Linked DNA regions of Mus musculus: regions 1 and 3 are each linked to region 2. Evidence: chromatin loops called from intact Hi-C (ENCODE). Cell type or tissue: heart. All regions are shown on one strand.

Region 1 (8,000 bases), 51 kb before region 2:
CTCCTGTCCAGAATTATAGTGAATAAAATTTCTCCACATCATAGAATAACTGAGCAAATATTTGGCACATAACTGATGTGCAACATACTAGTGGAAGATGTAAAGAAGGAAATGAATATATGAGAGAAGAGGATGCAGTTGTGTGAGTTGACAGATAAAGCTGGAGTCCAGGTTAGGGTAGAATCAAACATTCTCACAAAAAGCATAGAAATGGGCAAGTCAGCACAAGGCACACGCTCCTAGCAAACTTCCTAAGCTGAGGAATTAAGAAACTCTGCGGCATGGAAGTGCCTTACAAAGTTGGCATGCTTTCTAAGCAAAAGAAATGTCGTTCAAGCAATGTGCCAAGGGCCGAAGAAGCTTTTAGTAAGATAGGTAGATATATGGATGAATGGGTGGATGGATGAATGGATGGATGGATGGATGGATGGATGGATGGATGGATGGATGGGTGGGTGGGTGGGTGGGTGGATGGATGGATGGATGGATGGATGGATGGATGGATGGATGGATGGAAGGACGGATGGACAGATGGACAGATAGATAAAATAAAAAGAGTAAATTGACTTCAACAAGAAGGGAGACAGCTGGGGACTGGATTTCTATCCCTACAGCAAGTTTTCTTGGTGCATCATTAGACTCCAATGGCCAGCCTTGGAACAAGGCACAGAGATGTGACTTTGGTCTCTCAGAGTCTCTGTTCTCTGGGCAACACAACCCTTAGCTGGGTATGAATGAATCACATCCTCAGGAAATGACAGCTGTCTGTCTAGATCGGTCTCTGGAAAGTCTGAAGAAACAACGCTTGTCCGCAGGATTGATGCAATTCTAAACCACACAGTTACTCAAAGCCTTGCAGGAGGTGTGCCCAGTCACTGGCTCAGCCTGGGCAATGCTGAGTCTGTTCAGGAAACGGGTAAGCCAGCTTAGAGCAGAGCCCTTGCTTAGTGGGTTGACAGCTTGCTTCTTGATTTTTTGCTTCAACAAATTGATGTTGAGGAACCATTCTGAAGCAAGGCAGTAAAGCTCCAAGCTGGGAACCCAGCTTTAGGGGGGTAGCATACGTGATATCACACTTCTCTTTTTAAAATGTATTTATTTTATTTTTCATTTATTTGTAGGTATGTGTGTAGGTATGTGTGCATGTGCGTGCGTGTGGTGGTGATGGTGGTGGTGGTAGTGGTAGTGGTGGTGGTGGTGTGTGTGTGTTTTTGTATGTGAGGAGACAAGAAAAGGGAATTGGAGCTGGAGTTATAGGCAGCTGGGAGATTCCTTTCATGGAGTCCTGGGAACTGAAATCCCACCCCTAACCACAGAGCCATTTAAAATATTTTTTAAAACTTACATATCAAAGTTTATCCAGGGAGCACTTTGATTGTGTAGCAGGAAGACTGGAGGTTCAGAACACTAGTCTAGGGCTAACCTTGTTCTGAGAGAACAAGGTAGTGTTTTTATGCTCACATATGCCACATGGGTAGGAAACTGGGCATCACTGGGAGAGCTGAGTCAATCTGGCTGGCAAAGGTTCAGGAAATCTGGATGAGGCCTGTCTGCACTGTGCACATAAGTAACACTCTCAGGCATGGGCAGGGTTTTTGTTTATCTTCCAAGCTGGCATGAATCCTGTGGGGAGCCAAGTGGAGTCACAGTGTGGTCTGAAGCAGGTCACATTAACCAGTCACTCCCCTCAGCCCTTGGTTTGCAACAGGTCTAAATAAATAAATAAATAAATAAATAAATAAATAAATAAATAAATAAAAGTTTGGCAAAGAATTCCAGAAAGGGATCTCAGAAGACAACGTAAGGAAGGCTCACTGGGGCTTTCCAGTCAAGCTGAGAGACTCCCAGGTGTCAGCCTCAATCCAGCACAGAAAGCCCTCAGCAAGGCCAGGTAGAAACATTCATTTGTTTCTCTAAGCTAAAACAATACATCCTTCTAGGTCACAGTTCCAAAAACTGCAGACCAGACCATTTCCCGGGAGTCTGATACAAGCGTGCTGCTATAAATTAAAAGTAAACACAGTGGGTTTAGTGAGACACAAAGCTTACAGAGAAAAGTGGGAAGCCCTCATCAGTGTTAAGGGGAAAAGTATAAACACGGCTTTGACTCAAATCGAGAGAAAAGGTGGAATCAAAAGCCAAGTGGTTTGAAATCTGGAAACTTCCTTTCTAAGGAAAGGTTTGTCTTACTAAGTTAATGTTTTACACACTTGTGCAAAGTCCAGGGTATATGCTAGTCCACATGGACATGTCCAGAGCTCCTAAGATCCACATAGTTCTGCCTTTGGTGACAGCACCCAGCTACTGGGTACTAGCTGTCATGCTCTCCTTGAATCCACCCACTCTCAGGCCCCTTAGCTGCCTCTTCTCTTCTGTGAGAGCTTCCTTTGAGCGTCTTCAAGCTCTAGACAGAGGGAAGGACAGCACAGAGGGCATAAGAACATTTTACACTGACACAGCTACATAAAGTGAGGCTTGGCAAGTTTATATCCTCTATGTAATAACTTGCTCCAATGATGGTCATGAAAGCCTCAAAGTTTAAATACAAATATGTGCACATTCTTAAGAACATAAAATGTATACCTAAAGACCTTTGTACATATAAAATCTGTATACTTTATACTTTGAGACTAGACAGATTGCACAGAGGTTAAGAGCACATACTGCTCTTCCAGAGGACCAGTTCCCAGCAACCATGTTGGGTAGATCACAATTGCCTGCAAATAACTCCAGCTCCCAGAGGATCTGATGCCTCTGGCCTCTGAGGACACTAGTGCTCACCTACACATACATATACATAATTAATAAAAAATTAATCTTTAGGGGGCTGAAGAAATGCTTCAAAGGCTAAGTCCACTGGCTACTCTTCCAGAGAACTGAGGCTCTATCCCTAGTAATCAGCGCATAACTGTCTGTAACTCCAGTTCGAGGGTATCCAATGCTTTCTTTTGGCGTCCATGGGCACCAGGCATGCATGAGATACACAGACACACAAGTAGGCAAAACATCAGTGGTGGTTTTAATGATGATACCCCCCCACATTGGCTCATATATTTGATTAGTTGATCCCAGTTGGTGTAGCTGTTTGGGAAGGATTTGGAAATGTGGCTTTATTGAAGGAGGTATGTCAGTGGAGATGGACTTGAATGTCTTTAAAAGCCCACACCATTCAGTTATATCTCTGTGCCTCATGGTTCTGACTCAAGATGAGCATCCAGCTACTTCTCCAGCACTATGCCTATCTGCCTCCTACCATGCTCCCAGCGATGATGATCATGGACTCAAACCCTCTGAAACTATAAGCACCAAATAAACACTTCCCATTTTAAATTGCCTCAGTCATGGTGTTTTATCACAGCAACAGAAGACTAACTAAGATAGTACCCTTACACATAAACTAAAATAATCTTTAAAAACAACAACAACCTTATGAACACCAGAAATAGGAAGAAAATGCTAGGAGTAGATCAGCCGGAACAATGAGTGGTTCCAGCAAACACGTTAGCCATGGTCTCTTTGCTCTTGTGCTCTTCAGTTATAGCTGTGGCATGTTGAAGTGGAGGGGAACTGAAAATAACTGAGTATTTGACGATAACAACCTGTTATTTTTGGAACATGGTGATTGAGTTGAACACAATCAAAGTACAGTGGTGACCAATCTCCCTTTCTTCTAGGATGAGCAAACAGATGATTAAACAGTGATGTCAGTGTCCTTGACCACACTCAAATGAGCAGCTGTCTAGCTGCTGCCTCTGCTCAACTGATGCTGTGTTTTGATTGTAGTCAGAAGCATTCAAACACAACAGAGTTGGTAAAGTGTTATGGGAGGAGGCTTGCTTGCCTCCACTCAATTGACATTGTATGAATCCAGAGGTTGTGCCTGTGTGTGTGTGTGTGTGTGTGTGAGAGAGAGAGAGAGAGAGAGAGAGAGAGAGAGAGAGAGAGAGGGAGAGAGAGAGAACAAGAGACAGAGAGAACAAGAGAGAGAGAACAAGAGAGAGAGAACAAGAGAGAGAGAACAAGAGAGAGAGCGAGAGGGAGCAAGAGAGAGAGCAAGAGAGAGAGTGTGTGTGTGTGTTGGAGGGGTTATAATCAGTTTTAGCTGATGTCTGTGCAGACATTGAATATGTAGAATTGTGCCACTACTGGAAGAAAATTCTATCCAAAAAAATGGCACAATAGTAACAGGAGGAGGAGAAAGAGGAGGAGGAAGGGAAGGGAAGGGAAGAAGAGGAGCAAGAGGAGGAGGAGGAGAAGATGATGATGATCACAGATTTCTCATAAAGAAAGCAACAGCTACTCAGCCCTCATGTGGAAAAATGTAAAAGTTCTCTCACAGCACTGCTGTCATGTGTCTAAGAGAGGACAGTTGGGGCAAGAGCAGAAGGGCTCCCCTGCGACAGATTCTCTTGCAATGGTGTCTCGTCTCCAGAAGACTGTGCGGTGCTGACCTCTCCCTGCTCCCTGTAGTTTCAGTCTATTTCTAGCTCCACAGTGAGTGAGTTTCCTGGAGCTACTTACAGGAACATGGGTTCCTTACAGGACCATGCTTAGAGGCAGCTGAATCATCCAGCGGAGGTGATGACTCATGGAGCTTGGAACTCTGGAGATCTGTGGACGACATGGAGTCCTTACAGTTTATACATGCATCTGGCAAGCTTGCGGGACTTCCTGAGATTTCTGAGTTGTTCACTGTCTGAGACATAAAGAGCCTCAGTTTAGAACCTTTTGAGTCTCAAGGAGCTTCTGTTCCAAGAAAGTAGCTACACAGCACGGTACACATGTGTCCTTCTGCCCTATGTCCTTTTCTCTGTCTTGGGAATTTAACACAGATTCCAAGTTTGTTCTCACCTCTTCACCTTGCGATGAGGCTTAGACAGAACTCATAAGAACAGAGGTAACCAATGTGGTGGTGCAGGCCTGAAAACCCAGCACTCGGGAAGAGAAGGAAAGAGATCAGGAGACCAAGGTTATTCTCAGCTGTATATGGAGACTAACCGGGCTACAGAAGACTATTGTTCAAGAGAAAATGACTAAAGGAAGGGAGTGTTTAGTGGAGATTTTACATCTGTGGTTGACTGCTCAAGGAAGCCCTTTCCCACACATCCCGTATATGATGATGTAATGTTGCTCCTGTGGGGATGAGGTCTTCCAGAAGTGCATGTGACAGTTGGAGGAAGCTGCTCCTAGCTAACACAACAAGTTGTGGGGGTGGCAGGGAGAGCTGCAACCCTGCTCCTGTCACCTGGCCCACCATTGCTCATTGCATTAGGATAGTCCCTCTCTATCTAACGATATCTGGTGGGCTTGTCTGTTTTTCCTACGAGAGCAGGGACTTTGTCCATCATTACCTGCCTACTGTGCCTAGACCATTTCCAGAAACCCGAAGGTTCTATCAGCACTGCCTGTATAAAGGCAGGAAGGAAACCTCCAATCCATCCCCAGAATCACTATCATCTGTGGTCCCGGCTAGAGAGATCAGGGAAATGAAGTTTCCATACCTAAAACTTCATCCTGAGCACACTGCTTTGCTTGCAGGCTTCCCTCTGGCAATACTGTAAACATTGTAAAATAAGCCTCATAACCAGGAGCCAGGTAGTGACAGCACACACCTTTAGACCTAGCACTCAGGAGGCAGAAACAGGCAGACCTCCATGAGTTCAAGGTCATCCTGGTCTAGAGTGAGTTCCAGGACAGCCAAGGATATACAGAGAGAAACCTTGTCTCAGGAAACCAAAACCAACAAACAAACCAATGAACCCCACAATCTGGCAAGGGGTGGAGGGCTCTTGATCTACCCCTGCTTAGCCTACTTATCTAGTCTCTCACTTGGCCTCACACTTTCTACTCCAGATGCTGTGAGCTTCCACACACTCTGCATGCTCCTCCCTCCTTGCTCTGCATGCAAGGTCCGCTCTGTTTGTACTCATTCTTATCCCTTCCAGTCTCACAGACCTTGTTATACGTTGAATACTTACTCAATTCCTATCTCTTCTAACAACTCTTTCTTTTCACTAAACCCCATCAGATTTAGAAATATGTTCCAGGTCTTCGGACAAAGTCAGTGGAGGGTTGAGGGGGGGACTTGAAAAATTAGATGTGATAAGTCAGGTAGGAAAGCATGGTAGATTTAGTGACTAAGGAAAACCCTGGGCAAGCAATCAGAGCCGTCCTGAGGCAGGGTGTCTTCCTCTTTGTTTTTGTTTTTTTTGTTGTTGTTGTTGTTTTGTTTTGTTTTGTTCTGTAATGTAAAACAACATGGTACAATAAACCATGTATCATTTATTTCTGATGAAACATACAAACACTTTCCACTATGATACAAAATGCATTTGTTCACCTACCAACCCTAGAGATCATTGTCACCAAAATACATTAGGCAGGGAGGGTATACATCATATTTCATAGAATACACATAGAACGTTATAAAGTGCCTTTTGCTTTATAGAGATAAGTAAATAATAATAAATAGCATTTCTTGCATTGCCATCTTACTTACTTTTACATTATTTATCATCTGTGCCAGAGATCAGACTCTGAGTTACACATTCCAAAGCCACCCTTTTCTACCCCTGCATTCTCATCATATTTAAAATCTCATTCCTGAGCTCAGTGTGGGAAAGGGCACGTGCTGCTAAGCCTGACCACCTGAGTTCAAATCCCAAAGTCCACAAGGTGGAACGGGAGAACTAACTCTTCAAGGTTTCCTCTCGCCTTCATGTATATATAGACATATACAACAAATAAGTAAAGGTAATTTTTTAAAACCCCATTCCTACTTAAAGTGATAAATATATTCATGTGTTTCATATACAATTAATACAAATAGCCTAAAGGCAATTTAAATGTTTCTATGTGCCTGCGTTCTGTATGCTGTCACCTGAGTGAAGGTGTGGGATTGTAGCAGCATCATTTTGGGACATCAAATAGAGTTGAAATTTTTGGAGCATTTTATAATTTGGTCTTTTAGACTAGGGAATATTGATTGTAGTAGAAAAAGTTGTAGAACTGACCTAAAGACCTCTACAAACAATGACACTTGGAAGGCAAACTAGTTACCAGCAGCCCATTCCTGCTTGTACATTTGCATCATGTAAATGATTATACTTCGGTTCACACAGATAAAGTGGCTACACTTTTCATTAGGGACTTCTACACTACAGGTCACTACAGGCCATCTTAAATCAGTAACAGGAGTGAGGGAACACAATGCCCCTGAATTAAAGAAGTTAACAGGCACCATCTGGGGAATGTGAACAATGCCACATGATAGCTCTTCCACTCTCTACTGAAATGCTGAGACTTATGATTGGAATTTGCGTGGAACTGCACTTGGCTCTCTACACTGCAGTGCTTAGTACACAATCCAAAAAGTTCTGATGTGCCCCACACTTACAGCATTAATTTAAAAGGAAGCCTGTAATGATATTTGCACTCAGAAAACTTGTCCTGTTAAGGAGCAACTTTCTTTGCAAGAGTACTAAGTGGCTGCAGTTTCTGGATTATGTTTTTAATATTTCAAAAAATTAAATAGTTCAAATTATGATCTCGAGGTGGATGAGAAATTATTATTCATTTAAGTTATAGGGAAGACACATAAAGTCATACTGTAAGATAATAATGTTGAAAAAAACTATCTTGCCTACAAATTTTCATCTTATTTGGCTCTGGTTGTTATTTCAAGTCAAATGTCCATCATAAGAATTATTTTGCTTCTGGAAGAACAACTTTCCTAATTCATATGAACTGATCATAATGGCACAATGTTCTTCATTATAGTCCAGGCTGACAAATCCAAAGGTGCAGGAAAGAACCGGACAATGATCCTGAAGTAAAGTCGATCATAAATGTTGATTCATATAAACCAGATTTCTCACCTCTTTAATTTTTCATAATTATACCAGTACATTGCTGAGAAAGGCACATCTCTAATAGTAGGAGCCCAGCCCTTCCAAAGAGAAATCCAACCATCTTCAGACAGTCTCATGCTCACAAATTGA
Region 2 (8,000 bases):
TGTAGCATCCACAATGTACCTGTGTCCAACATGGCAGTGTTGGGGTAGGTTATGGAGAGAGAAGAAAAATGTCTGGAAGCCCGGGAGCCTGGCATGGCTGTCCTCTGAGAGGCCCTACTGATTGAGCATCTGACTGAGACAGAATCAGATGCTTACACCCAACCATTGGGCTGAAGTTGGGGATCCCTATGATTGAATTAGGGGAAGGATTGAAGAAGCTGAAGGGGAGGGCAACCCTATAGGAAGACCAACAGTTTCAACTAAACCAGACCAGACCCCAAGGAGCTCCCAGAGACTGAGCCACCAACAAGGCAGCATACACCAGCAGGTCAAAGATCCACCCTGGCACATATGTAGCAGAGGTCTACCTAGTCTGGCCTCAGTGGGAGAAGATTTGCTTGATCCTTGAGAGACTTGAGACCCCAGGAAAGGAGGAGGCCGGGTGCAGTGCAGGGGAAGCACTCTTTCAGAGTCAAGGAGGAAGAGGGGGAATGGGATGAGGAACTGTGGGAGGGGGGACAGAGGGAGGGCAATGCCTGGAATGTAAATAAGTAAAATAATTAAAAAAAAGAAAAGGAAAAGAAAAAAAAATGTCTGGAAGCCATATATGAGATGTAAAGACTATTGAAAATTTATGAGTTGTGGCTGAACAAAGCAGGTGGACAGCATCCTACCGCAAGGGGCCAGATAGAAAGCCACCCCAGAGTTCCAGCAGACTCTGTGGGATACAAAGGTCCAGTGGTAACCACTGGACCAAGGCACACACTCTCAGTCCGGTGACAGTGAGCCAGCCTTATCTTCATAGCGTTTTGCCCCACCCTGCTTACTTTAGGAACAAGAGTTTTATAAGTTGGACTACTCAGGCAGTGACATCACTAGCTCAGCATGCCAAGGGATCACTGACTTAGTATACATGCAGGAAGTAGGTTCTTTTCTAGATAACACTAGTTTGCCCCAAACCCAGTGTCTTGAAAGGGAGTCAGTTGACCTCCAGATAGCCCTTATCAAAATGTTCTTCCTTCATTGTTTCCTTGAGTGGGTAGGAGAACGGGGAATGTTGATGCTCCACTTCCCTGTGTGATCACACACCACTGAACATTCAATAATATCTTCAAATTATGTATTTGCATCTTGTGAATTCCTACAGACTTGAGGATGTAGCTCGGTTGGTAGAGTGATTGTCTGGCATACAGGAAGCCCAGGGTTCAATCCCCACTACTGTGTGAACTGCACAGTGACACATGCTTTTAACCCCAACACTAGAAAGACAGACACAAGAGGAAAGAGCTCCAGGCCATAGATGACAGTACAATGAGCTGGAGGGCATCTTGAACTGCACGTAACCTTGTCAAAGAAGAAGAAAAAGATTTCTACAGTTCAATTAAAGCAGATGCAAATGACAGGGACAGAAGGACAACAAAATGGCTTCATGGGTCAAGGTACTTACAAGCCTCGTGACCTGAGTGTCATCGCTAGAACTTACATTGTGAGAAAAATCTGCCCTGAAAATTGTCTTCTGATCTTTACACATGTGTTATATGTGCACACTGCACACATACACACGAGCGAAATTAATAAATAAATGCATTTTTTTCAATTGGGGCTTTCCCCCCCTCCCTTTTTTGAGACAGGGTTTCTCTGTGTAGCCCTGGCTATCCTGTTACTCATTCTGTAGACCAGGCTACCCTCAAACTCAGAGATTTGCTTGCCTTTGCCTCACAAGCACTGGGATTAAAGGTATGTGCCATCACCACCAAACTAATAAAAAAAAATTTAAAGGAAATGTCTACAAGAAAGGACACAAATGGTCCATAAGTTTCTATTTGTGTTTCCCAGTTGGTTTGACATGCTGACCATCTTTCAAACCAACTGGGAAACACACATAGAAACTACAGTGAGATATCACATGTGCCATAAGGTGACTATCATTTAAGACAAAAAAAAAATAGAGTTGGTGAAGATGTACAGAGACTTTTCGTTGCATGTGAGAACAAGCAACATAGCAGGTCCTTACTTCACCTCCCAACTAAACTATTTCATCAGCCGTGAACCCTGGTCTGATTCTGGTTTCATACCTTATGAATAAGCTGCTATGAATGTGAGCATTCAAATACACACCTAGTGTGAAGTGTTGGCTTTTGAAAGAAAGGAAATGCTGACACACTGAGTCTTGAAGGCATTGCACCAAGTAAAACAAATTCCGTCAGAAAAGAACAACTATGAGGTCCTTAGAATGATCAAATCTATACAAACTGGTAATGCAATGTTGACTGCCAGAGGCTGGAAAGGAAGGAAATGGAGAGGTGGTTTTGGTTAGTTGGTAGTTTAGTTTGTTTGTGTTGTTGTTGTTGCTGCTGCTGTTGTTGAGGCAGGCTTCACTAACTCACTACATGACCAGACTGTTTTCCTGCCGGGACTCCCAAGAACTGTAATTATAGGTGATTGCCACCGTGTTGTGTGGGAGTCACTGTTTAATGAGTTTACAATGCAATCTTGGAAAGATAAAAATGTTCTGGGAAATGAATGATGGCAAATATCTGTAAACTTAGGACAGTACGCGGTAATGCACATCCTGTATATATGATGTATATTTTATTGCAATTGAAAAGCAACTTGGTTGTGGGTGAGATAGGGCCTCACTATGTACCCCATACTTTCAACTCTCAACTCAGTCTCCTGAGTGCTAGGATTACAGGTATGCCCCAATGTAGTGTGTGTGTGTGTGTGTGTGTGTGTGTGTGTGTGTGTGTAACAATGCAGACCTGGTGCATTCTGGAATTGTGTGGGCATTAGATAACTTCTATAATGACCAGAACACACGGGAACCTCACCAATACTCTTTCCTTTCTCAGAACTACTAGCGTGTTGACTATACTTCATTCAAACACAGGGGTTAATCCATTAGACAGGGAATTTGTGCTGTGGCGATTTATATTTAATGATTTGTTCATAACAAATATGGATCCCCACTATTACTGCTAAAAGCTTTACACAAACACACACACACACACACACACACACAAACACACACACACACAAACACACACACACCACAAAAGGTAAGGGAGGAGCGCCCCAGAGTAGCTGTCAGGTTTACCCGCTAGGATCCGCCTTAGCTTTCAGAGCTGGCCCTATGCCACCGCTGAGGGTCCCAAAGATTGCTTTGCTCCTGAGATTCCAGCTCGAATACGTGGAGCGGTTGCGTCCTCAAACCTAAGTAGCGTCTCGGCCGGTGTGTCCCGGTCCCACCGAAGCAACCTTCCAGCGCACCTCTCAGGCGGGCTCTGGACCCCTCTCACTCCCACGTTTGTCTTCCTTTCCTTCCCCCCCCCACCCCCCCCGCCCCAGCCCCTTCTTTTTCGGCGACCGAGCCACCGAGCAACACAAGCCGCTGTACACTCTTCTGGAGAAATCGGTGTAATAGAGAGTGAGGATCCGGAACGCTGCCCCTGCAGTTGTCACCGCCGCCCGCCCGGGGACTGCGGCACCCAGCCTCTCGGACCTGCTCGCTCACCAGGCGAACAACCTCCTCTCTGTTCCCTGCGGGCTGCGTGTGCTGGGCCAGAGGCTCCCGGGTGCCTCGGGTGCCAGGGTCGCATCGGGTGACTCGGGGAGTGTGTCTGCAAGCGGGAGGGCCTGGGGCTGGAAGAGGCGGGTCTGTCCCCGCCCCGCCCTCCTCTACTCCGCAGTTTAGTAGAGGCCCCGGTGGCCGGTGCTCACTGGGCTCAGGGCCAGTCCACCCGCTCAACGCGCTCTAGCCAGCCATGCGTCCCGCGGCCGCTAAGGTACCCAAGTGGCTGCTTCTCGCACTGAGCGCTCTACTACCACAGTGGCCCGCAGCCAGTGCCTGGGAGCTCACGATCCTGCACACAAACGACGTGCACAGCCGGCTAGAGCAGACCAGCGATGACTCCACCAAGTGCCTCAACGCCAGCCTGTGTGTGGGCGGCGTGGCCCGGCTCTTTACCAAGGTGCAGCAGATCCGCAAGGAAGAACCCAACGTGCTGTTTTTGGATGCCGGAGACCAGTACCAGGGCACCATCTGGTTCACCGTTTACAAAGGCCTTGAAGTGGCACACTTCATGAACATCCTGGGCTACGATGCTATGGTAAGGAGAAAGTTCCCGGGGTAGGAGTCCCAGACCCAGAGAGAGAAAGGCTGGAGAACTCGCTAGTGGTCTGATAGTGCTCAGAGATGTACAGGTGGAACTCGACCCAGGCCACCTAAGGATTCATTCACTAAGTGAGGGCGTCTCTTAGATTATTTTCTTAAACTGATGTTATTGGGGTCCCGTAGCGAACTGAGACAATTAGAAGAGGGACCCTACTGCCTACAGGTGCTTCAGCTCGAGCACTGAAAATTATCAAGGGCTGGAGACCCATCCCAGTCTCCTCCACCTCTCCCATCTGCTCTGTCTTCCAAACAATTCTTCATCCTTACTTTACTGAAAGGAAATCGGGTCAAAAATTATTCAGGTCACCAGCCCCCAAGGAGGAAAACACATCCGATTGGCTCTGAAGTCCGAGCACAATGAGCTCACCTCCTTAGGTCGATTTACAGGTCAGTTACTTTTCTGTGACCTTATACTAGTTATTTATTAGACCTCGGTGGCCAAATCTGCTATGAAATGCGAAGAAGAATGTTGACCTCAAAGCACTGTTGTGCACATAATATAATAATATAATCTCTGTAACTGTTAGTTCTTGTTGCTCCCAGGCACTGCCTCAAAAGAGCAAGTTAAAAAAAAAAAAGTCAGAGAGAACCCAAACGCGGAAAAGCTGGGATTTCAGGGGCTCAATAAAAACCGATTGGCTGTAGAGATTCCGAAAGAGCCTAACTGGAGAGATAAGGGGGCTGGGGATGCAGCTCCATTGTTAGAGTACTTTCTTAGAATTCCAAAGGCCCTGGATTTGATCCCTGGCATCGCCCAAACTAGGCTTGCAGGGCAATCCTGGTAAAGGTTGAAAGATCCAAAGTTCAGAGTCATCCTTGGTTACAAAAGAGAGGCCAGCCTAGCATGAGAGAGAGAGAGAGAGAGAGAGAGAGAGAGAGAGAGAGAGAGAGAGAGAGAGAGAGAGATTAGTCCTCACTTCCCAACACTCTGTTGGAGGTGATGCCTTGCTTGTTGAGAAGGGATAAAGAATAATCAAATAAAACATAACTGAGATGTAACTGAGACGTAAAAATTAATTGAGCCACCACTCACATTCAACCCAGTGTGGATGCCTCCGGTAAAAGATTCTGCCCTGTTCTGGGGAAAAAATCAGAGACAACAACAACAATCATAAGGGCTTAGCAAGAGAAATAGCAGGGCGAGTTCTCAGAACTCTGTGAAACCAGAGGGTGTGGGAGGGAAAGTAAGGTGCAGACAGCAGACTACCCACTGTGTACAGGAACAGCTCAGAGGTCAGAGAAGGGTGAGAGCTCCCTTCCTACTGAATATTGGCTTAGAGACTCTCAATGCAAGAACGGCTCTAACAGTCCTTAAGCCTACAGAGTTGTCTGGGGAGGGCCATCATGCTCAGCAGCAGCTTGGCAAAAGAAATTCCGACCTCAAGAACTCTGCAGTCTCTCAGCTTTCTTTTTCCACAGCTAGACCTACTCGAAGCTTTGCAAGTGGTAACGGCAATACAAACATTTACATATTCGGATTGTTAACTAGCTCACGTCTCTACTTCCTCTCAGAAGGGTGGATAAACAACGTCTGGGTTTGCTTTGATTTCACATATAAGCCACAACTTTACAGCATTTTCTTTTTCGAACACTCTTTTTCTTCTCATGTGGGTAAATATTCCTTAGTAAAAATGCGTCCCTCTTTAAGACAGGATGGGGCCACAACAATGTACTACAAGTTGGAACCCATCACCCTTGAATGTTTAGAATACTTTTTGTGGGATGGAATTGCTTTCTTACAAATGTCTATCCAAGTCATTGAAGTGGGGCCTGAGGAAAAATAAGCTACACTGGCCGGTGTCAAGAGTGGGAGGAGAGGGGATAACAGAATCTATAGCTCCACTTTTCAGAGAGGTCTTTAGAACATATGGGTGGGGTGAGTCGTGGGTGGGGTTCAATACACATGATTTGGCCTTCGTGGACCATAGCTTTCACGGCTGTAGCATTTGGTTCCGCTCTGCAGCCTTTGTATCTCACAGAGGTTTACACTGTTGTGTTGCTTGTATTTTACTAAGCCTTGGGAGCCTAGTGATCTTCTACTATAAAAAATTCCTTGTCTCAGTTCCCTGCTGTGTCTTGATTCTGCGATGCTGGAAACCCAGATCAGAGTGAACAGCTGCTGTAGAGGGGTATCTCCAGTTCCCCATCCATGGAAGCCAGTGTAGCCTCGGAAATTAGAGCAGGAGCCTCCAAGACATTTTGTACTCTCTAGACCTGCCACACTCATGAGAGAGTTGTTCTGGTGGCTATGGAGGACCAGGATGAACTTGAAGACCCCCTTAGGTTCTGCTGCTAGGCAGAAACTGAGAGATGACAGAAGCAGCCAGGGAGTGTAGCTGTCTATCCTAGTGGAAAGACTAATGCGCCCTGAGGGATGAGGAGAGAGACACACCAAGCTATTACACAAACCAGCTCAGAGGTCAGGAAAGCACTGTACTGGTTTGGGTTTTTGTTTGTTTGTTCTCTCTCTCTCTCTCTCTCTCTCTCTCTCTCTCTCTCACATCCAGGAGAAAGGCAGACAGGAAAAGAACTCGAGGAAGCTCAGCTGTTTGCAGATTCTCTTATTCTTTTCGGCCTGGTTATTTCTGAGCCTCATGTTCCTTAACTGGGAAAGGTAACCCCCAGCCTATGGACATGGTACAATGAGAAATCCCTTGCTCAATTAAAGCTTAGTTCTCTATATCTCGGGTTTGGGAGGAAGAGGACGTGACAGCTGTCATTTATGTGGGTCTGACAGCCTTCCCTCCACCATCTTTTCTAAGCACCACTGTCTAAACTGTTCCTTTTAGAATGTTTTTCCTTTTTAAGTTCTCAGATAGCCTAAACTGGTCTCTAACTTGCTGTGTGGTAGAGGATGTCGCTGAACCTCTGATCATCCTGCCTCCACCTCTCAAATGCTACTTTTGTGTTCCTGTCTTGGTTACTTTTCCATTGCTGTGACAAAATGCTATGACTAAGGCAGCTTACTAAAGAAAGCATTTAATTAGGCCTATGATTGCAGAGTGTTAGAGTTCATGATGGCAGAGCAAAGGCGTGGTATCAGGAACAGCTGAGAGCTCACATCTTGATCCACAAGTAGGAGGCAGACAGAGAGGGGTTCACTGGGAATTGTGTGTGTCTTCTGAAGCCCCAAAGCCCTCCTCCAGTGGTACATCTCCTCTAACAAGGCCACACCTTCTAGATCTTCCCAAACAATTCTGCCAACTGTGTTCAGACTATGTGTTCAAACATAAGAGCCTATGGGCTGTTCTCATTCAGTCCACTACTGTGCCTTGCTTTTATGATTTTTCCCACCTCATTCTACATGTGCAGTGCCCCTGTGTGTGTGTTTAGGTACACGGTGAACTCTTCACACCTCATTCTCTGGTCAATTTGGAGATGGCTTCTAATCAACCCCCCCTCCCCCCACGCGCCTCATGAATTCAGCTGTTCTAAATATCTTCTGCTGATTCCATTGTGAGAATTTTCATATTCAAGTGCAAAGTTACTGGTCACAATATGTATGCTTGGTTCCTCCTTTCACAAAGGATTGCCAGCTGCCTTCCTGAAGGCTTAATAACCCAGGCAAGAACATTAATCTTTGTATCATTACTCCTTCTTTAAAAAAAAAAAGATATTTTTATTCTCATGTATGTGTACCAGATGTGTGCTGGTGCCTGTGAAAGCCAGATCCTCTCTGGAAATGGAGTTATTGGAAGCTGTTAGCCATATGATATAAAGGCTGGACACCAAATTCTGTCCCCTACAAGAGTATCAAGTGCTCGTAACTGTTGAGCCATCTCCCCAGCCCTCATCATTGCCTATCCAGCTTGTCAGTAGCTTGTGT
Region 3 (8,000 bases), 69 kb before region 2:
ACTGAAATATATAGAAGATGTGTCTGGGGGTTGGAAAGTGAATGTATATACAGTAGTAAACAGAAGCATACTTCAGGGAAAGTAAATAATACCAAAGGGGCCATAGTGCTTCCTTTCAGGAGGCAGCAGAGATACATAGGCAAGCCGGAACCACAAAGAGAAGCAGGTTTTGAAATCACACAGACTTTTATCTGCTCTGAATGGGAAATAAGGCAGTGTCACCGGGTGGTTTTCTAGTTTCCACGGATGCTTGTCCGATGCCTCATCTGCTCTGGAGACCTCTAGGGCCCTTCTGAGCCAGAACAGAGCTCCTTTCAGTCCAGATGCAGATAATGAACTTGAAAGGGAGAGGAGATGAAGAGCTGCTGTCCGTGAAGCCCGGCTGGGCTACAGCCAAGTTCTGAGAAGGTTCCTGATTCTAGTGTGAGTCCAGAATAAGACTGGAGTTCACACACAGAAAGGTGCTTGAAAGCCTAGTATCAGCGGTTAACAAAGCAGCTCAAAACTCACTGTCTTTCAAAGTAACAACCATGCCTGGGCAGTGGTGGGTAGGCGGATCTCTTGAATTCGAGGCCAACCTGGTTTACAGAGGTTGTTCCTGTACATGGAAACGTGGAAACCCAGTCTCAAAAAAAATAAATAAATAAACAAGTTAATTAATTTAATTTAATAAAAATGAATACGCATTTTAGGTGCCAAATTCTTTTGCTTGCCTGACTTGGAGAAGCACACCCAAGGTATGTGTTCACCTGTACCACATGCAGCCCAGTACCTTTTCTGATATTGGAGCTGTCGGTGAGGTCATCCCCGTGCCTTATAGCAGTCAAGCAAGCAACCACATTTGTTAGCAGCATCTGTAAGGATTGGATTTTGAGTCACAGCTTAGGATGCTCCGTGCTGCCCTTCATTCTCCACATTGTACTGATTATACATCCAAAGGACGAAGAAGAAACCATTCCCATTAATCAAATAACAGAAAGCAGCACCATACTGCAAGAGTGTGGGGGTCATGGGGGGGGGATTTTGTAATCACATTTATAAATAATTTGCCACACTGTTTGAAAGCACCCAACAAAGAATATATATCTTTAACTGCAAAGGCTTATGGGTTATTTCCTCTCCTAGGAGCAAGGAACAGGTGTGTAGACCACTAGGGAGCACTATGGGGTACAAACCCTAGTGTGTACCATAAACGGCTGTGGAGAGTTTGGTTTCGGTAAGATTGTCAAGCCCAATCCTGGCGTTGGCTATTAACCCTGCAGGAGCTCAGCGGGTAAAGGTATCTCTGTCATAAGCCTGCCCCCCTGAGTTAGATCCCACATGAGCTGGATGTGATCGTGCATACCTGTAATTCCAGCATGCCTACAGTGAGACCGAGGGTCGCTCAGAAGATTTTAGGCCCAGCTAGTGTGTAGAGCAGAGGCAGAAATACAAGAGAGACCTTGACTCAAAAATAAGGTAGGAGATGAAAACTAACTCCCACAAGTTGTTTGCTGACTGCCATAGAAGAATGGAAATAAAGGTAGGAAGGAAGGAGGGAGGGAGGGAGGGAGGGAGGGAGGGAGGGAGGGAGGGAGGGAGGGAGGGAGGGAGGGAGGAAAGAAAAGGTATTCTATGAGAAACACCATAGATAAGATTGGATTTAACCACAGCCAGTACACTATACTTTATTCTCCTCATGCATTGAGAAAAGACCCCTATCAATTAAAACGAAATAAATGTGCATATAACGCTTATCTGGTGTCAAGGAATAGTCCCTTAATTAGAAATGGTACTCACAGAAGGCTCATGCCTGTTTCCAGTATCTGACTCAGCTACCACCTAAATTTACTCTTACCCTGGAGGTTCGGAATAGCACCGTTCTTGTTGCAACCTCAAGAATCACATCCACCAGGTTTGGCTACTGCAGCTGCCTCACCGTTTCCCTGAAACACTATGAGCAAAGCTGTATGCAGTGGAACACACCTGTAACTTTTTTTTATTTAAGTTTTATTGCACTATGATGAGAAAAGATACATAATTTCAATTTATCTGAAATTGTTAATATTTAAAAGTATATTTGAGTAAATAGATTTACATCACATTCTTCTTTCCCTTTTGTACCCCAACTCCTCCCAGAGACTCCCCTTCAATACCTATCATACCTTTTGTTATTTTAATCATAATCTTTAAATTTTATAAAATATTATAACAATAAAAATGAGTATTATAAAAGTTGTTTGATATAAAACAATCAATTGAACAGTCTTATGTAGATGCTTGTCTATAGAAATACTAAAAATACAGATGTTTTTCTCAATATAAATTTTAAATAATTCCAAATATATTAACCATATGATATTTTAATATACTATATCACTATTAGTTTTTTAATGAAAATAAATAGATAAAGCCTTTTTGTTGTTTGTTTGGTTTGGTTTGTTTTTAGCAGAGCTTAAAATCTTGGCTTACTGTGGTACAAACCCAAAATAAGAACAATTTTTGGACATTGGAGTTCATTGTAATAAGGCTGTATTTCAATGCCCCTCACATCACCAAAGGATTTTACCTCCTTAGTAGCTAAGCTAAGAGTTGACAATTCTGCTGCACCAAGGAATGAATTGTAGGCATGATTTTTGGGTACAGATTTCCTGCTATGGTCAAAGCTATTTAACTTGAGTGATTGTCTTCATTCTTGGCCCACAGGGAACAGGTTACACTCATTTAAGAAATGGTATGTGTATTAAGATGGTCTATCCAATGAAGTCGTTCATCAACTGTTTCAATGAAGAATGGCTCTGCTTCGAGGGTGGCACAGACATTAGGTGAGGGTAAGATTCTGGTTCCTTGGCTGTGATGATTTTGAACAGGATTCATCTCAGAATAAGAGTAACTTATAAAGTCCTCTTCTTCAAAATTGATACAATAATTATAAATACCAAGCAAAGCCTTCAGTCTCACTCCTTGCTGTTCTCTTACAGGCCACCTCCCAAATTAATTGTCTATATTTCTTTTGGCTGTGTAAATAATTTTTAAATAAGTAAGCTGTTCTGAAAACCATAGTATAAAAACATCAAATAAACCATTGTACTAATAGAGAGGCTGGGATAGGAGAAGCATGATTTCAAGACCATTATGTGGCACACAGCAAGACACTGTCACATACAAACAAGCAGAAAGTGTATATGGATTGTACAACATTGGACCTATTTCTCCAATTACCAAATTAAAGAGACCACTGGATGGTGGCCAACAAATTTCTAATTCCTCGTATTTTTGAATTTCAATTGATTAGGGTGTGTTGGTAATATTAATTTTCATATTAAGAGATATTAAGGAAAAGTTATTGTTACTTCCTGTTATTTTTGTTAGAGGTGGAATTATGTTTGTGTGGGTTTGTTGAAAGATTACTTTCTTCTTCTAGGGTGTAGATTCACTCCTTGAGTTGATGTTTCCCATCTATTACCCTTTGTAGGACTGGATTTGTGGAAAGATATTGTGTAAATTTGGTTTTGTCATGGAATATCTTGTTTTCTCCATCTATGGTGATTGAGGGTTTTGCTGGGTATAGTAGCCTGGGCTGGCATTTGTGTTCTCTTAGGGTCTGTATAACATCTGCCCAGAATCTTCTAGCTTTCATAGTCTCTGGTGAAAAGCCTGATATAATCCTGATAGGTCTGCCTTTATACATTACTTGACCTTTTTCTCTTACTGCTTTTAAAATTCTCTTTGTTTAGTGCATTTGGTGTTTTGATTATGTGACAGGAGGAATTTCTTTTCTGGTCCAGTCTATTTGGAGTTCTATAAGCTTCTTATATGTTCATGGGCATCTCTTTCTTTAGGTTAGGGAAGTTTTCTTTAATTTTGTTGAAGATATTTACTGGCCCTTTAAGTTGGGAATCTCCACTCTCTTCTATACATATTATCCTTAGGTTTGGTCTTCTCATTGTGTCTTGGATTTCCTGGATGTTTTGAGTTAGGAGCTTTTTGCTTTTTGCATTTTCTTTCACTGTTGTATCAATGTTTTCTTCTGCACCTGAGATTCTCTCTTCTATCTCTTGTATCCTGTTGGTGATGCTTGCATCTATGACTCCTGATCTCTTTCCTAGGTTTTCTAACTCCAGGGTTGTCTCCCTTTGTGATTTCTTTATTGTTTCTAGCTTCATTTTTAGATTCTGGATGGTTTTGTTCCTTTCCTTTTCCTGTTTGATTGTGTTTTCCTGTAATTCTTTAAGGGACTTTTGTGTTTCCTCTTTAAGGTCTTCTAGCTGTTTATCTGTGTTCTCCTGCATTTCTTTAAGGGAGTTATTTACGTCCTACTTAAATTCTTCTATCATCATCATGAGAAGTGATTTTAGATCTGAATCTTGCTTTTCCAGTGTGTTAGGGTATCCAGGACTTGCTATAGTGGGAAAATTGGGTTCTGATGATGCCAAGTAACCTTGGTTTCTGTTTGCTTATGTTCTTATGCTTGCCTCCCACCATCTGGTTATCTCTTGTGCTACCTGCCCTGGCTATGTCTGACTGGAGCCTGTCCTTCCTTTGATACTGGTTGACTCTTTAGAGTCAATCTGTCTCTGTGATCCTATGATTCTGGGATCTTGTGATCCTGAGATCCTGGGTACGTCAGAGCTCCTAGGAGTCAATCTGCCTCTGGGACCCTGAGATCCTGGTGTAAGCAAGGTCCTCAGATCCTGAGATCCTATGATCCTGGGCATGTTAGAGAGCCTGGAAGTGGAGCTGCCTCTGGGTGTTGTGGGGCTGGCTGCACAGTTTACACCTAAGATCTGCTCGGGGCACTGGCCCAGACAAACTGGAAGGAACCCAAGCCACTGGTCTGGCAGAGTTCCTGCATGCCTGGGTAGAGCTGGTCCCAGTTACGCCCAGTGTTGGAACAGATGTTGTGTCCTCCTCACTTCTAATCCTATGATCCTGGGCGTGTTAGAGTATCTGGGAGTAGAGCTGCCTCTAGGTGTTGTCAGCTGCTTACTTTTAAAGAATTCACAATGCAAAAGCGGTTGGATCTCTGTGAGTTCAAGGCCAGCCTTGTCTACATAGCTAGCTCCAAACCAGCCAAAGCTGCATGGTAAGACCCCATTACAAAACCCAAAACAACTTTTAGGGGAATGAAAACTTGAACATGCTAGTGCTTCTGAATAAAATGCCTTTTTAAATTTTTTATTTATTTATTTATTGCTGCTGGACATGCTTTCAATGTTTTCTCTAACATTTCTGCCTCTCTCTGAATCCACACAGTAACCCAGACAGGCGTGGCTCATCCATGCTTCTGGCTCCACCTCGTCTGAGAAGATTTCCCACCTTCTGACTCATTAGCTAATGTATCCATCTCATCCAGGACTTTGAACTTCTGAGGATAAAAACAGGTAAGCTCTGCTTATCTCTATAGTGCTAGGCAAATCCACAATCAATGTTTAAAAAGCAATCTAAGAAATGAATGAAAAACAAACAAAAGAGCTGGCTTGCCACAACATTAAGCAGCCCATAGTTCAAGCTGCTACCTTGGTCTGTCACTTAAGGCAGTAGGCATAACTGCCTCATCTACTTTGTATTTCCTTAGACCTTACACATAAAATGGTGTATCATCAATGTTCATGTTGCTCTCAGATAACTCAGATCAGTAACTCTGCTTTTAAGACTCCCTACTTCCCTGGATCTTTTTATTTTTCTATCAAGAGACTATATTTTGTGTTAAAACATCTCAGGTTACACAAGAATGCTCTTTCTTATTTTTACAGTAACTGTTCGTTTTGCATCTGCTGAAATGGAATGACTTCACTAGAGACCTGAAGTAGTCTGGTGAGGTGGGCTCTGCCCTCTGCAGCACACATGGCTTGTCTTCTAGACTCCAGCTAGCCCCACCACACTGTTACTGCTGTTCTTGGTGGTCTTGCCATAGTACTCCAATCTCCCAAAAGGGTGGAGTACCTTGTTGCATCTAGGTCGCACCTTCACCAGTGGCTTTTTCTGGCCTCCCACAATGCCAAGCTTCAGTTGTTCTCCATGACTCCTTCATGCCTTCAAAACCAGCACCACCTGGGTGACTCTTATTCTACCAAGTTTGCTGCCAACATGAGCTACAACCTTGGGCACTTCTGGAGCACAGCTTCTGCATACTGATCCCAAGGAAACACTTCCCAGATCTCACTTCAAGGATCCTGGTCTCTTCTTAATCACAACTTATTCTTCCTCCCCAGCTGACAACCAGCATCCATTGTTCCAGCAAAGAAAAGGTTTTACTTCAGTGATTCTGGCTCCAGGTGACCAGACACAACAAACACGTCACACAAAAAGGCCCAGTAGGGTCTTTGCTTTCCTCTGAAACTTCCCAAGCCAGGCCTCCAGCAGCAGCAGCAGCGCTCTCATCAGTGACCTCAGAACGGCTTGCTTACTGGAACCTGAGCACAATGGGACTGCACTGGTTCTAATAGGCAAGTGCTGCACTTTGGATTTTAACTGTCTCCCACTAGCTAAAAGGCTCACGTGTTAGCAGTTTACTTTTCCCTGGTGCTATTAGAATTGTTAACAGAGTCCATGACTTCTAGGACAATACTATAGCCTCAATCAAGATTATAATAGTTAAATTTGTTGAAACTGCTATGGGGGAAAACAATCTCTGAGGCAAACTTGAGATTACTAACAATGGGTGGTGAGGGAAGGATTTTTTTTTAATATTTAAAAATCCTTTCAAATTTTAGAATTGTTTTCCCTGTTATCTCTTCCCAGAGACAAAAACCTTAAGACAACCTTGAATATCTTCACAAGAAAACCAAGAGCTCTTCTGCTCCACCAAGATTAGGCTGTTAAGGCAACCTCAAACTATTCCTTGAATGTCTGCATAACCAGGTTACAGACACCAAAAGGCAATTTGCCATATCATAACAAGAGGACTGTCACAGTGATACATTTGGGGGAAAAGGAGTCACCGAATCAGGCTTACTGGGAACCTATCTTCCAGGGATTGAAGTCAGAGACAAATGAGTAGGGGAACCAAGATGAACGTTTCTTCATAAAATGGAGTTTCTTCGGCCATCACAGAATGCAATGAAAACCTTAAGAGGTGGTGCCTAGTTGGAGCAAATTGGGTGATTAGAAGCATGTCCTTGAAGGGACTACTAGGGCCTCATTCCCCTCCTTTCCCTGTCTTTGCTAAAATGAGATGACCAGCTTCCCTTTTTAGCTCCTATCAGAATAGTACGCCTCCCCACAGGCCTAAACCATGGGGTGACACCTACAAAGCTGTAAGCTAAAAGAAACTTTCTTCTTTTCAAATGATTAGCTCAAGTCTTTTATTATAGTAACTGAAAGCTAGCTAAGAAAATCATGTCTTCTGAGGCTAACACTATGCTTAAGATCTAAAGCCAAACCTTCAGATATAAAAGTGAAACTATTACCAAGATCTCACACTGGCCTCCTTTGAGATCACCATCAGATGAACTAGACAAGACACCTGGTCATATAGAAAATAGGTAAACTTTATTGCAGAGTAACATGAAACACTTTCAAGGGTGAGGGAAACTGATAAGGATAGGGGCCATTGTAGAGGAAAATACTCTTAAAGGTGAGCGTGGATGATGGCCAGGGTGGACACTGAGCAGGAGTGAGAGTAGACATGGTCCATTTAGCCTCCCTGCAGGTCTCTGGAACAGAGAGTTCTCCTAATGCCTGTCCTCCCTCCCAGTGATTGACAGCCTCCTCGTAAAAATCCCAGAAACCTTCTGACAGTTCAAGAAGTTATGTACCCACCCAGAGTCAGAGAGAGAGTTCAAAGTTCATTCTTTTGACCAAAATCATGTAACACAATAGAACAAGTAAAGAAAACAAAAAGGAAGTAAAAATAGCCATGTTTTACTAGGCAGAACCTGGGTCTAACTGAGCCTTTCCATTCCCGCCCTCCTCTTCCACACAGGGTTTCCTATGGCATTTTGAATTCCAATGAAGAACAATTGTTTCCCCTTCCTTTGCCTATCATGTTACCAGGACCACAGGGGGTGGGGCCTTAA

The links. A loop is a pair of places that touch in the nucleus more often than their neighbours do. Peaks named below come from ENCODE experiments on the same cell type or tissue, not always from the same donor. Only the 100,000 strongest peaks of a DNase experiment are listed, where the experiment ranks them.
Region 1: a loop joins it to region 2, with 5 times the contacts of the local background. A loop is called at or near these places in 6 of 42 quality-filtered maps.
Region 3: a loop joins it to region 2, with 2.2 times the contacts of the local background. A loop is called at or near these places in 8 of 42 quality-filtered maps.

The regions. Positions count from the first base shown.
Region 1 is chr9:88,272,666-88,280,665 of GRCm38, forward strand. It overlaps the pseudogene Gm5066. Among named protein-coding and RNA genes, the nearest start is that of Gm28231, 17 kb to the left of the region's middle. In heart, no CTCF peak of the experiment used is centred here; a DNase peak (open chromatin) is centred at 1,516; H3K27ac peaks cover 922 bases.
Region 2 is chr9:88,323,922-88,331,921 of GRCm38, forward strand. Nt5e (5' nucleotidase, ecto) reads left to right here and starts at 3,688. Exons shown (of 9, transcript NM_011851.4): 1 at 3,688-4,109. The coding sequence starts at 3,765. It overlaps Gm51281 (predicted gene, 51281), which reads right to left and starts at 1,881; the gene lies at 1,822-1,881. In heart, a CTCF peak has its summit at 3,756; a DNase peak (open chromatin) is centred at 3,640; H3K4me3 peaks cover 1,527 bases; H3K27ac peaks cover 949 bases; H3K27me3 peaks cover 614 bases.
Region 3 is chr9:88,254,962-88,262,961 of GRCm38, forward strand. Gm28231 (a long non-coding RNA gene) reads left to right here and starts at 4,926. Exons shown (of 3, transcript XR_379685.2): 1 at 4,926-5,065; 2 at 5,236-5,363; 3 at 5,736-8,000. In heart, no CTCF peak of the experiment used is centred here; a DNase peak (open chromatin) is centred at 4,820.